2 separate regions of the Homo sapiens genome follow, and region 2 is linked to region 1. A link is a contact called in ENCODE Hi-C or POLR2A ChIA-PET data. All regions are on one chromosome and are shown on one strand. The core of a region is the stretch at or near the end of the contact, and the rest is flanking DNA. Distances in the headings are between cores, read along the strand shown.

Region 1 (6,637 bases), core at 1,295-3,794:
GAAAACCTGGTGGGCGGCCGAGAGGAGGCCCAGGGCGTCTCTTGCTTTGCCGAGGTTTCTCCTACCCCTGCTGGCTGTGGCTCCGTGAGGAGGTCCCGGGCCAATTTGGTTCAGCCAGCCGGCGGTTTTGGATGCGCCACTTACCATGAAACTTCATGTAATGAGTGTGACGTTGTCACCTCTGGGAGCTCATGGGGGTGTCTTTGTGCCAAGATCATGGAGTTTAATTCTGACCTGGCCTGCGGGCCTCACACAGAGCTCTAGGTTATGTATGGGGACCCTGCCCCACTCCCCATCCTGGGAAATCCTGACGGGGCTTGGGGAGCAGAGCATGGACTCACAGGGTGGCCCAGCAACAGGGACGTGGTTCACTTAGCACCTGGGCCACGGAAGGCCACTCCTGCTGTAACAGGTGGAGCCCACCCCCAAGGTCTCTGAACCCAGCCCACCTTGGAGAGGGGCTCCCCTGGCCACGGACTCCAGCTGGTTCCAGGGCCAGCCAGGATCCCGTGAGTCCTGTGGGTGGGCGGGCAGACTTGAGATGTAGCCAGTCCTAGGTGGACTTGCAGCCACAGTCCCTCCCCCAGAGATGATGGGACAGCTTGAGTTGGAGACTTATTTGGGGCACTTTCTTCTTGGACAGATGCTCAGAAGGATGCCAGCTCAGTCTTCCAGGATACCTCGCTTCCTTGGTTGGGGGCAGGGGCAAGTCCTGCCTTTGGATGCCGCCGCTGGCCCGGCTTTCCAGGTCTTGGCCTGAGACCCCAGGAGGAGCTTCTGGCATGAGCGGCAGCAGGCACCTGACCTGGCAGCCCTGCGGGGCAGGGCGGGCTGGAGAAGGCTCCTCTCGGCCCTGCAGGCTCCTGCTGTTTCACTGACGGGTTCAGCTCCCTGGGGCCCCCTTTGCAGCCATGAGAACCACAGGGGTCTTGGTTCTAGTCGTGGAGGATGGGGGCCGCAGGCCAGACCCCAGGAGCTCTGCCGTCTCCTGCTTTCATTTCTGAGCCGCCCACATTAAACACGGCGCCCTCAGTGCTTACAGGAGTCGCCTTGCCCCGGCTCTCATCCTGCCTGTACTTTCCTGTCTCGTCTGGACATGGGTGGTGGAGGCCCAGAGCGGCTTGGGGGTCAGCCACACCCAGCGGCCTGAGGCCATGCCAGCCTGGAACCTGGCCCTCAGGGCCTCTGCCCTGCCTTTGGGCACCTGGCTTCCAGCTGAGCGTGGGTGGAGGCGCAGGGAGAGGCCTCCTGCAGCTCACACCCTCTTCGTGCCCAGCTCCTCCTGCTTGCTGTCTTTTTGGGCAGAAGAGGCCCCTTCTCGGCCCTGATCCATAGCCCTGGGTGGGTGGGTGGGTGGGTGGTGGGGACCACCTGTGCTTCTCTCCGGCCAGCAGGCCCCGTGCGTGGGGTGTTGGCCTGGTGGGATCCAGGCTTTGGTCTTTCCTGCTTTCTCCCATTGCCCTGGACAAGAGGGTGTGGCTGGGTTCCAGGACGGGAGAGGGCCGGGCAGGACCTGGGATCAGCCCTTGTCCCACTCCCCTGCCAGCCGCCCTGTCTTTTCCCTGAGGGAGCTGGAAGAGGCCAACCCCCAAATCAGTGGCCCTAGCCTCCACACTGTGGTTTCCAGAATAGTGGCCCCGCGATGTCCACAGCCTAATCTCAGGGAACTGTGACCTTTACCTTGAATGGCAACGACTTTGTAGATGTGATCACTTTCAGGAATTTGAGATGGGAAGGTGGCCCTGGGTTGCCCAGGTGGACCCTGAATGCTGTCACTCATGTCCTCATGGAGGGAGAGAGGCTGGCACAGGAGAGGAGGGGCAGGGGGACCTCAGAGACAGAGGCTAGAGTGAGAGGATCCAGTTGTGGGAGAGGCTCTGGAGCACCTGCCTGGGGGGCCCAGTCATTCTCACTTTGGACTTCCGGCCTCTAAAACTTTAAGAGAGGCTTCTGTTGTTTAAGCCACCTGGTTAGTGACACTCTGGTACATCAGCCCCAGGAAAGGGATGTAGCTGCCTCCTGTAGCAGCTGGGACCCTGGGGCCCTTACCTGACTCCAGGTGAATTACCTGCCCCTCTTCCCCCAGGCTGAAGCCGCCCTCCCCTCTCACCGGGACACCTGGAGTGCCGTCCCCCTCCCGCCTGGCCCGGCTGGGTCCCCACCCCTTGTTAGACCCCGCTGGCTTTTCCAGTGTTCCTGCCATCCCCCAGCGACACTCTCTCGGAGCCGCCTGGTCGGGGCGCTGGTTGATGCTCCCAGCCCAGTGTTGGAACCCAGAGTCCTCACCGTCTCCTCCTGAGGTGTCGTCTTAGTGCCCCTGCCCACGGCATGCAGCAGGGTGCATGGCAAGGGGGTCACGGTGGCTGCCGGGGGCGGGATGGGGCGCATGTGCTCTTCCCCACCCCAAGCAGGCGTTCTGGAAGCAGGCGCCAAGCTTGTTCCCCACAGGACACCAGGAGGCATGTGGGCCCCACAGAGCAAGCTCGCACAGGGCCCCCCGCTTGTCCCTGCCCCTGAGGTGTTGGCGGAGGGGAGCAGCTGGGTTCCAGGCAGAACATTCCTGGGGAGGAAGACCAGGCAGGCCCCAGCCGTGCCACCCACCCACGTCGGCACTTTCTGGTGTGCTGGCCAACGGGGTGCTCCCGGGCCCACCTGTTCCCAGAAGTTGGACCTCTGAGGCACAGCGGGGTGAGAGGCTGCCCACCCCTCCTGAAGGGGTGACTTTCCAGTGCAGGGCCCCCTGTGAAGCCCCCGATGCCTGCCGCTGCCCTGCCTCTCCTCTGGAGCCACTCGTGGTGGACTCCGGGCCAGCTGGTTTTCGTCAGTGCTCCTGGCTGAGGTTTTGGGACCAGCCCTGACCTGCCTGGGTGACACCAGTACTGCAGGCTGGGAAGATTCGTGGCCTCCCGGGCAGGCAGGGCCTCGTAAATCCTGCTCCTGCCATAGCCTGAGGCCCAGTGGGCGGACTTGGCTCAGGGATCACCATCTCTGAGGACAGCTCCCCTGCCTGGGGTGTGGGGAGGCCTCTCTCCCGTGGCTCCAGCCTCTATCCTGCATGGTGAGGCTCCCCCTCCTCGTCAGCTCTTCCTCCTGGGGCTGGTGGGGGGCGGGAGGGTCTCTTGCCTGTGTCCCCGTCCCGCCTGTTCCTGAAGACTCTCAGGAAAAGACCCAGCACGCCCAGGGGTAGGCAGCGGGGGTCCTGCTGGAGGCGCCAGGCTCACAGGGTACCCGGAGTACCCTGGGGTGGGGGGAGCTGGGCAGGCTGGGCCCCTGGTGGGAAAGCCGATCGGCCGTGGATCCCCATCCTCAGGCTGGAGCCAGGGAGGGAAGGAAGAGGATTTGGGGGGTCAGTGGGGGGCGGGGCTTGTGATGGGGCAGCCTGGCTCCAAGGCCCTGGTAGTTAGGCGGAGCTTGGGGCCTCCCTGTACCCTCAGAACAGGGCTGTGCGTTACCTTTGAGGCCCCTGGCCACCAGCCCTAGTGGCAGCTAGGTCTGTCTGGAGGGGATTAGGGGCTGGGCACCTCTCAAGATGTCCTTGGGGCCTGGCCGGGCCCTGGGCCTTGGACTGAGCCTGAACTCTGAGGGGGACCTGGGCAGCAGCATCTGATCTGTCCACTGGTGGGGCCTCGGGATGAAGCAGCAGGCTTACCTGGTGGGGGACTGGAAGACCCAGCTGGGCTTGGAGGGCAAGGTGGCTGCAGAGAAAAGTGGGGGGTCTGGGCCCGGTGGGTGAGCACAGCGGCCCTTTCCCTCAAGCCACCCTGGCAGGCTGTGGCCTCCTCATTTCCAAGGGAGCCTCCCAGGGTTTCTTTTCTTTTTTTAGAGACAGAATCTTGCTTTGCTACCCAGGCTGGAGTGCCGTGGTGTGACCATACCGTACTGCAGCCTTGAACTCCCGGGCTCAGGCCGTCGATCCTCCTGCCTTAGCCTCCGAGTAGCTGGGATGACAGGCGTGCGCCACCACACCTAGCTAATTTGTTATTTTTTGTAGAGACGGGATCTCATATGTTGCCCAGGCTGGTCTCAAAGTCCTGGCCTCAATAGATCCTCCGGCCTGGGCCTCCCAGAGTGCTGGGATTACGGGCGTGAGCCGCCACGCGTGGTCTTACCAGGATGCCTCAGCGCTTTCTTGGCTCTGTCCTAGACCCCAGTCCTGTTGCCCTCCTGGCATCAGGCGCAGCCCCAGGCAGCTTGTGTTCCTGTGGGGGCCTGGACACCTGCCCTCGCCATGTCCCCACAGCCTGGAGCAGGGAGAAGGCCCTGCCTGGGAGGCTGGCCCTGGTGGGCGGGGTTGAGTGCTAAGGCTCCTCTGTGGCCAGGTTTGCATTCTGTGCCTGGGGCTCGGGCATAGGGAGGCTATGTGCTCGTCAGTGGAGTGGCAATCCTGAGGGGAGCCACCGCTGGGGTCCTGAGGGTTGGGTGAGAAAATGCACCCAGAGTTGAGCCACAGTTTGGCGTGTCCAGAGCAGGGGTCCCCTCCCGTGCCTGGGCTGATGGTAACGTTGACTTGGGGACAAGTGTGGTTCAAGGGGCTGGGATTGCTGATGTCTGAACGGCCCACCTGGGCACCCAGCAAGGCTTGGTCGAACAGAGGCACCAGAGGGAGCTCAGCTCTCAGGCTTCTGCGTGGAAGCTTGAATTGGGAGGTGACAGGGGTTTTACAAGTGCCGGAGGCTCCCAGAGGGTGGCCTCGGGCAGGGTGATCACCTGAGTGGCTGGTTTTCCTGATGGAAGTCGCAGCCCTGCTGGTTTCTGGATGCCCCCATCCAGCTCCCCCCATCCAGCTCCCCCATCTCGGGCTCCCCTGCAGTGTGGTGTGTCTGGGCAGAGGGGTGTGTGGGGAGGGTTGGCGGGGTGCTGTCTCCTGTCCCCTGTGGCTGTGGCAATATAAGTCAGAGCCAGCCTGTGACCACTGAGAGGGTGGGAGCTGGACCGCATCCTGGGAGCATGTGTTGGGTCTGTGTTGACCTTGTGTCTGGCCAGGGAGGGTTTCCAGCCAGCCTGCTATGGGGTTGTATTGGCCACATGGCCAGTGCCTGGTCCCAGGGGAGGCACTGCCCAGAGTGATGTGTGGAGCTGGATTGGCTCAGGGCCTGATGCTGCCCGTTGACTTGGAATTTGGCGAGAGTTTCCCCTGGTGGAGGCTCCCCACATCCCACCCCTTTGGCCCCTTAGGTCCTGTCGTCCCCAGCAGCCTCTCCCAGAGTGATTCATGCTGGCTGAGACCCCTGGGGTCTGCACGCAGGAGCAGGCTGACACCAGCTGCTCCATCCCCAGGTGTGATCCTAGGAAACACTTTGTCACCTGCATGGGGCGGGGCCACCCCCAAGCGGAGCCTCTGGTGTCTCACCACCACGGGGGCTGGGTCTGGCAGCCTCACATCTGTGGGGCATCTGGCCTGGTATAGGCCAGGAGGCTGGCATCGCTAGCGGGGAGCTGCCTGGCCACATGGCCACGCGGGCCCGGCTCTCAGAGCTGGGATCCACATCTTCTTCCTCACCTGCCTCACACTCCGAGGCCCCAAGGCACACAGGCAGCTGCCCAGCCCTGGCCGGCTGGAGCCTCGGATCCTGGCCCTGTCCACACCTGGCGGCTGATCTGAGAGCCCCACTGTCACACCCGTTAGGGTCTCCTGCCAATGGACTAGCACACGGGGGACACTGGCTCCCCCAGGGTGAGTGCACGGGCGGTGGGGGTGTGGGCCCCCTCTTGCTCCCCTCGGGTTCTCACTCTGCAGCCTGTGCTTGCTGGATCGGCTGCAAGGGCTGGGTCTTCGGAGCCCTGCCCCGGTTGGGTGGCTGCTGGGCACTTGTGACATTGCAGTCACTGCTGCTGAGTTAGGCCCCTGGCATGGGGCCAGATCCGGCACGGAGCACCCCGGAGGCCTGGGCACGACCGCTTCTTTCTGTATCAAAACTGCTGGAGAAGTGAGGTGCAGAATCCAGTCTTGGGATGACGTTTTTCTCTTTTTTCTTAAATGAAGGTGAAATTCACATTGCATAAAATAACCCCTTTGAAACATAGCGACCCTTTGTGCATTCATCGTGCTATGCAGCCATCACCTTTATCTCATTCCGAGACATTTTCCTCACCCTCCCAGGAGACCCCAGACCCGCCAGCTGGTACGCCCTATCCTACACTGTGTGACCTCTCGAGATGGGCTCCTTTCACACAGCACGAGGTTTGAGGTTCCTCCTCGCTGTCGTCCTCCATGTCTGTCTTCATCACCCGCTGGTGGGCACCCGGGTGGCCTCCCCTTTCTGATGGCTGTGGACAAGTCTGCTGTGAGCGTGTGCACACACCGTGGTTTGAGTCCCTGTTTCTATTTATCTTGGGCAGGTGCTTAGGGGTGGGACTGCTGGGTCTGTGGCGCCTCTGGGTATGTCTTGTGTCGGGAGCCGTTACTTTCTGCTGATAGAAAATTCCCGGGATGGGGAGGGCTGGGGGCATGGAGCCTTCCCCTCACCACCCTTCAGGCTGGACTCACCAGGTGGCATCCACGATCACTTCAGCTCTGGGGAGAGCGGGGACCCCTGGGTTGGGGCTGGCGAGAAGTGGTGAGGGCAGCCTTTGTGAGTCTCCAGGTGAAGACTCAGAGCCTAGCCTGGTTCTGACCTTCGACCGCCCACCCGTGCCT
Region 2 (6,637 bases), core at 1,851-4,350, 37 kb before region 1:
CAATAGGCAGCTTGGAGCAGGCCGGGGGCGGGGAGAGGAAGTGGGGCTGCCAGCCCGAGTCCCCAGGGTTTACTGGGGGAGAGCGGGCTTTTTGTTCCCAGGAGGGGACTTGAAGGCACAGCCGCATGAATGGCTGGGGCGGGGGTGGGGGTGCCCCTGGGCCTGGGGTCCTGGGTGGGGCGGGGGTGGAGAGCCCGGGCGGGGAAGGCAACTGCAGGTAGAGGTGTGCGCAGCCGCGTTCCCCCGATGCCGTCCCCTCCGAGCCCCGAGCTGGGCTCTGGCTATCCTCGTGTGCCCCTGTGTTCACCTGCGTCAGCAGTAACTGTCTCAGAGTCAGGCTTGAGGGCAGGGGCTGCTGGGTCGTCCCCCGAGGCTGGTTCAGCCGCTCCCCGCTGTGGGGATCTCAGTGTCTCGATGGTCCCAGCAGGGCCTAGTGAGTGTGCCCATCTCCATCACCAGCCTGGCTCGAGGTGAGCTTTGGGCCCGTCCTGCCAGCTCTGTCTGCCTGTGCTGTGGCCAGGCACTAGGCCGCCATCTGCATGTGGGACCCTGGAGCCTTAGAAGAACGTGGTGGCTCTGCCCTGGCCTGGCCCTGCTGGCCGGAGTGGGGTGGAGGGCATCTTGGCTGAGACCCTCCCCGGGGCAGCCCGGGCTGGGCTGAGGCTGGGGGCAGGGAGCAGGGGAGGGTGGGGGTCCTGGTTGTCACGTCGGTGGGGTCTCCACACAGATCCTGGACTTGAGCTTTGGCTTTCTTCTTGTTTTTAAACATTCGTTTTTAGCGCAAGATTTGCTTGTTTGTACCTTTTACTTTTGCTTGTTTTCATGGTCCGGGGAATCCCTGTGATCTCCTTCTCTGGCCGCTCCCTGTTCAACCCCATGGCTGGGTCCCAGCAAGTGAGGGGGGCGGTGGGTGGGTAGGAGTCAGGGTTCACACGGGCTACCCCTGAGCCCCAAGGGTGGGAGGGGTGCTGCCTGGCGCGTCCTGTGCTAGCCACAGAGTCATTCATTTATTTGGTCACTCAATTGTTTGCTGGGTTTTGGCTCAGCTGCTGCCGAGTCCTGGGGGTTCGGGGACCCTGGCAGCGGGTGCTTGCCCATGTGGAGCTCATGGCTGGGATGCTGACTGTGAGCAGATGCTTCTCCTGTGGCCAGGGTGTGACGAGGCCTGCAGGAGTGAGGATGAGCAGATGAGGGCCATTGGGGGCCTGGAGGGTGGTGCTGGGGACTGCGGGAGTGTCTGGGGGGCTGCCTGGGAGCCCGGAACGTCAGAGAGGGAGCAGTGAGTCAGGGTCAGCGGGGGGCCTGGCCAAGGCTTTTGGACCTCCCCACACCACGAGGCCTCCAGTCTAGGCAGGGAAGCCTGCAGGCCCTTCCTCAAGCTGCCCCTCTCAGGGCAGTGGGCTGCACGCCGGGACCTGCAGGCCTGGGGGCACCGTGCCAGCCTCTCTCTAGACCGGCTGCTCTCCTGGGGCCACTGTGTGAGGTTGTTGGGCTGGCTGGGGCTGGGGGCTTCTCTGCATCCCACAGTAGTGCCCTGGCAGGGCAGAATGGGTGGCCTCAGGGACCCTGGCCTGGCCTGACCTGAGCCAGCATGTGGAGCAAGTGTTCGCTGATGGGCCGGATGCCGATGCCCGTCCAAGCAGCCAAGAGTGGAAAACATGGCTCAGTACTGGGCTCAGTTCCCTCCAGGTCGCTTGTGAGCTACGAGACCTTGGTAGCAGCCCCCACCAGCCCCCTCGCTGGTGCCCCCATCCGGTCCCTTGTGAGCTACGAGACCTTGGTAGCAGCCCCCACCAGCCCCCTCGCTGGTGCCCCCATCCGGTCCCTTGTGAGCTACGAGACCTTGGTAGCAGCCCCCAACAGCCCCCTTGCCGGCGCCCCCATCGGGTCCCTTGTGAGCTACGAGACCTTGGTAGCAGCCCCCACCAGCTGCCTCGCTGGCGCCCCCATCAGGTCCCTTGTGAGCTCTGAGACCTTGGTAGCAGCCCCCAACAGCCCCCTCGCCCGCGCCCCCATCAGGCCTCAGGCTCCAGGACTTAGGTGTGACAACACCCACCTGAAAACCTGGGATTAAATGAGTCACTTCATGTGGAGCCTTTGCTTGGTGCCTGTATACAGTAAGAGCTCAAGCAGTGCCAGCTCTTGTTCTTAGAGGAGGAGGCCTGGGTGAAGTCTGCTTGGCCTGTGGTGACTCCTGTTAGTAGCAGTGACAGTGACAGTGGCACACATGGTGATCGGGCACCTTGGTCTTGGCATCCCTTGGCCAAGGGCTTGTGAGCAGGGGTCTCTGGGGACCGAGCCCAGGGCCTTACCCCCTGCTCGGTGGTTCTGGGATATCTCTTCCTGCCTCCCCGTGCTCAGCTGAGGCTCTGCCTTCCCACCCTGGGTTAGCCGAGCGTTTCCGACGCCACATTCCAGCTCTGCCGTGCGCTTCCCATCTCTGCTGGCTCATGCGAGGAGGGCGGGGCGCGGCTGCTGGTGGGGTCGGGGGCTTGTGTTGGGTGGGAGTCTCAAGGTCCCTGCAGGTGCTGGAGCCCCTCAGCCCCTGGGAGGCTCTGCCTCTGTGGGGTCTGCTGAGAGTCACACACGGCTGCTCACGGTCTCCCCAGCCAGTGTGCCTGTGGGCACTGGGGCCGCGCCCAGCCAGGGTCCTCCCTGCTTCCTAGACCAGGGCACCGCTGTCCCTGTGAGCTGGAGGATGATGGTGGGGTGCACGGCCCCTGTGCAGGACAGATGCTCGCTCTTTACACGGCCCCTGTGCAGGACAGACGCTCACTCTTTAGAGGGCCCTGTGGGTCAGGGCTTGGCTCTGTCTCTGCCCTCTCTTTTCTCACCCTTTGCCCCCTTCCTTGTTTCTCCATCACCCTCCAGCCCCTGCTGGCAGGGGAGGGACAGGGGAGGCCCCTGAGCCGATGATGCCCCCCAGCCCCCAGCCGTTGTGAAATTTCCTTGCTTCCGTGTGACCTGGACACCCGGCCGTGGAGGACAATGTCAGGGCCTGGGAGCCCTGCCGTGTTTGTGTAGGAGCGAGGAGTAGGCTAACGCCCGTGAGACTGGCCGGAAGCTGCTAATCGTGTTATGATTTCCCTGAGAGCCACTTACTTAGTGCCGGGCGGGGCGGTGGGGCCTCATGACCGGGGCTTCCAGAGCCCACAACGCCTTGCGGAGCCTGTGGCCCGGGTGCAGTGGGGTTCGGACCCACTCCTCTTGCTGGGGGGGTGTCCTTCCTGCTCATGGATTCTCTGAATTCCACTTTTATCCTGGTCCGGTGCCAGGTTTTTCCCAGACCCTGCCCATGTTTCAGCCGGAGTCTCCCTGGTCCTGGCAGCACCATTTACCTTGGGCACCCCTCCTCCAAGCCGGGCTCCCCGGTGGGCAGAGTGGCAGATGAGCGCCAGCCTGGAGCAGCTGACTCGCTGGTCCTTCCGCATGTACACCCTGAGATGGAACCGTGGAGGAACAAAGCCCAGGAATACCCTGCCTGCAGCCCCCTGTACCCCGCAACTCCTCATACGGGCTGTGCTGGCCTGGCCCAGGGGAGGGGGAGGCCACTGGACGGAGAGGCAGGGCCTCAGCATACAGTTAGGAGCTGCACCAGCTCCATGGGCTGTGATGGGCACTGGGAAGGGATTCTGTGGTCCAGTAAGCGCTTCCTAAACCAGAGTTCAGCAGATTTCTTCTTTTGCAGGAATTTTCAGAGCCTTTAATATGCGAATGTGCCCTGTGGATTCCTGAGACAGACTATACAGGCTTTCCCAAACTAATTGCACCTTGAATCTTGAGGCCATCTTAGAAAAGGAAAATAAAGAAGCCACAAAGTCACAGAGATAAAACAGTGCCCTAAAATGTGTTGAACGGGGCCGATGCAGGCGATCCACTTGACATACGGTCATGGAGGCCCAGCCACGGTGCTCAGGACCCAGAGGGTAGCAGTGAGCAGAAACCTGCACCTGCCCTGACCTCCTGGGGCTCCTGTCCTTGCAGGAGACACTCAGGAAAGGATGAAGCCGCCAGTGAGAAATGCTACGGAGTAAAGTGAGGCAGGAGGAAGGGGCAGAGGGGCTGGGTGGTGCTGGCTTGGATGGGGGTCCAGGAAGGCTCCTCTGTCCGGGTGGTGGTGGTCTACTGATGTGAGGGGTGGGCCTTGCACGTCCCTGGGAAGAGGTCACTGAGTAGGGAACAGAAGGTGCGGGGCCCTGAGGCAGGATCTTGTGGCTGGAGCAAATGGGACGGGCGTGGGGTGGGGGGCGCAGGTATGAGCTCCCGGGGCTGCTGCAGCGAGGGACCACGAGCCAAGCACTGAAACCAATGTGAGTTTACTCTCTCACAGTTCTGGAGGAGAGAAGCCTCAGATCAAGGTGTCAGCAAGGCTGTGCCTGCTCCTGAGGCTCTAGGGGAGGGTCCTTCCTATCTCTTCCAGCTTCCGCGGCGTTCCGTGGTTGTAGACGCCTCGTTCCCCACTCTGCCTCCGTCTCTACATGGTCATCTCCCCTCTGTGTGTCTCTGGGGCCTTTTCTATAGGCCCTAGGGCCCACCCTAATCCAGCAGGGCCTCATCTCAGTCGTGGTGTTCATCACATCTGCAAAGACCCCATTTCTAAGCAGGGTCACATTTAGAGGTCACAGGAAGGCAGGAATATTTGGGGGACAGGATTTCCACCCCACCACAGGGGGATAGGCCTGGGGCCCTCATGAGGGCAGGGGCAGAGTCTGTGCAAAGGAGGGGCTGGGCCTGCCGTGCAGGGCAGAGGTGGGAGTGAGGGCTGCTTCATGGTGGCCCTTGTGAGAGGTGACAGGGCTCACTCAGTTCAGGGGGTCAGGAGGGGCAGAGAGAAGGGGTGGGATTCTGGATTTGCAGATGGAGCAAGAACTGAGTCTAGAGAGCTTGGGCCCGGCCCTGCCTCTGTGAAGGCTGGGGCTGCAGGACCTTGGAGCCCTTCTCTGTGCCCAGCCTGCCTGGCCCTCGACTCTGGGGCAGACCCCCAGGCACCCACGGCCCAGGGAGGACGCTTCAGTGCGACTACCCAGAGCTTCTCTCCAGGCTGTCCTGTCCCCTCCTGCCCCCTCCTGCCCCCTCCTGGCCACTCCTGGCCACTCCTATCCCCTCCTGCCCTGTCCTGCCCCCTCCTGGCCACTCCTGCCCCCTCCTGTCCCCTCCTGCCCCCTCCTGGCCTCTCCTGCCCCCTCCTGGCCACTCCTGCCCCCTCCTGCCCCCTCCTGGCCACTCCTGCCCCCTCCTGGCCACTCCTGCCCCCTCCTGCCCCCTCCTGGCCACTCCTGCCCCCTCCTGGCCACTCCTGCCCCCTCCTGCCCCCTCCTGTCCCCTCCTGCCCCCTCCTGTCCCCTTCTGCCCCCTCCTGGCCACTCCTGCCCCCTCCTGCCCCCTCCTGTCCCCTCCTGCCCCCTCCTGTCCCCTTCTGCCCCCTCCTGGCCACTCCTGCCCCCTCCTGCCCCCTCCTGTCCCCTTCTGCCCCCTCCTGCCCCCTCCTGTCCCCTCCTGCCCCCTCCTGGCCACTCCTGCCCCCTCCTGGCCACTCCTGGCCACTCCTGTCCCCTCCTGCCCTGTCCTGCCCCCTCCTGGCCACTCCTGCCCCCTCCTGTCCCCTCCTGCCCCCTCCTGGCCTCTCCTGCCCCCTCCTGGCCACTCCTGCCCCCTCCTGCCCCCTCCTGCCCCCTCCTGCCCCCTCCTGGCCTCTCCTGCCCCCTCCTGGCCACTCCTGCCCCCTCCTGGCCACTCCTGGCCACTCCTGTCCCCTCCTGGCCCCTCCTGTCCCCTTGCTACCTGGGGGATGCTGAGCTGTCCAGGGAGGACAAACACATTCTCAGGAAATCCATGGCCTGCGCAGGCTTTGAGTCTGCAGGGAGGTGTTGCGATGGTTTGTCTCATGAGCAGTGCAGGCTCAGAGATAGCCAGGTCCACGCATGAGCATGATCCTGTCTTTCCACAATGTCAGACTTTATTGATGCTATTTCTATCACAGAGGCTGTGAGCTCCATGAAGTTCGTGAGGAGGCGGTTCTCCTTCGTGCTTCCGGTTCACTCTGTAGTCAGAGCCGCAGGCACGCAGGCTCCCGCCGCTCCACACGCCCGTCAACATTGCAAACTATACATCACAGTGTACTTAGTCAATATATAAATGCTATAGGTTAAACATTTCACAACAAACAAAGTCACATTGAACACCGGGAGAAAAAGAGATAGGAGAAAGGGTCAACGGGAGGAAAGACAAAAGACAAACAAAGACAAAAAGCATCTCCTGGTCTGGCCCTGGCGGCCTCCGTGGGCCTTACAAGGGCCTCTGATGTGGCAGAGCCTTCGGGGCAGATGCTGACTTCTTTCCACGAGGACAGCCCTTTCCAGCAGCTGAAGGCCCGCTGGTGTTATGACCGCGGAGTCCTCGGTGAGGCCTGAGAGTGGAGAGTGTGCTTGTTTGTGTTGCATGCAATCTTTATTTTTAAAATTTGTTTATTAAGCAACAGACAGCTTGTCCTTGTTGGCAAAGTGCCCTGTGAGATATGAAATAGAGTCTGACTCTAAGATGGAGTTACTTATGTCAAGGGTGCTATATACAGCTTGTGTTGCTGCAGAAACCCCGGACGGGGGTGGTGGCCTTCCTCCTTGCACACAGGTGGGGTTGG

The links. Hi-C counts contacts between places; a loop is a spot of excess contacts on that map. ChIA-PET counts read pairs that join two places held with the same protein, here RNA polymerase II (POLR2A).
Region 2: a map of CD4-positive, alpha-beta T cell shows a loop between it and region 1 (2.0-fold over the local background). The contact joins two enhancer-like sites. A Hi-C loop is called at or near these places in 2 of 168 maps with a recorded cell type or tissue (CD4-positive, alpha-beta T cell and psoas muscle). POLR2A ChIA-PET finds 5 or more read pairs at or near these places in 2 of 52 experiments (MCF 10A and activated CD4-positive, alpha-beta T cell).

Annotation. Positions count from the first base shown.
Region 1 is chr1:3,549,883-3,556,519 of GRCh38, reverse strand. The region is part of intron 4 of MEGF6 (multiple EGF like domains 6); the gene reads left to right. It overlaps LOC105378608 (a long non-coding RNA gene), which reads right to left. Exons shown (of 3, transcript XR_946886.3): 3 at 5,948-6,267. Among named protein-coding and RNA genes, the nearest start is that of MIR551A, 7.6 kb to the left of the region's middle. Within about 2 kb of position 2,544, at least 3 of the 41 ENCODE cell types and tissues checked have a DNase peak (open chromatin) inside an H3K27ac peak, as active enhancers do.
Region 2 is chr1:3,586,979-3,593,615 of GRCh38, reverse strand. All of the region lies in intron 3 of MEGF6 (multiple EGF like domains 6), which reads left to right. Among named protein-coding and RNA genes, the nearest start is that of MEGF6, 21 kb to the left of the region's middle. RefSeq lists enhancers at 1,178-1,857, 2,338-2,902, 2,903-3,468. Within about 2 kb of position 3,100, at least 5 of the 41 ENCODE cell types and tissues checked have a DNase peak (open chromatin) inside an H3K27ac peak, as active enhancers do.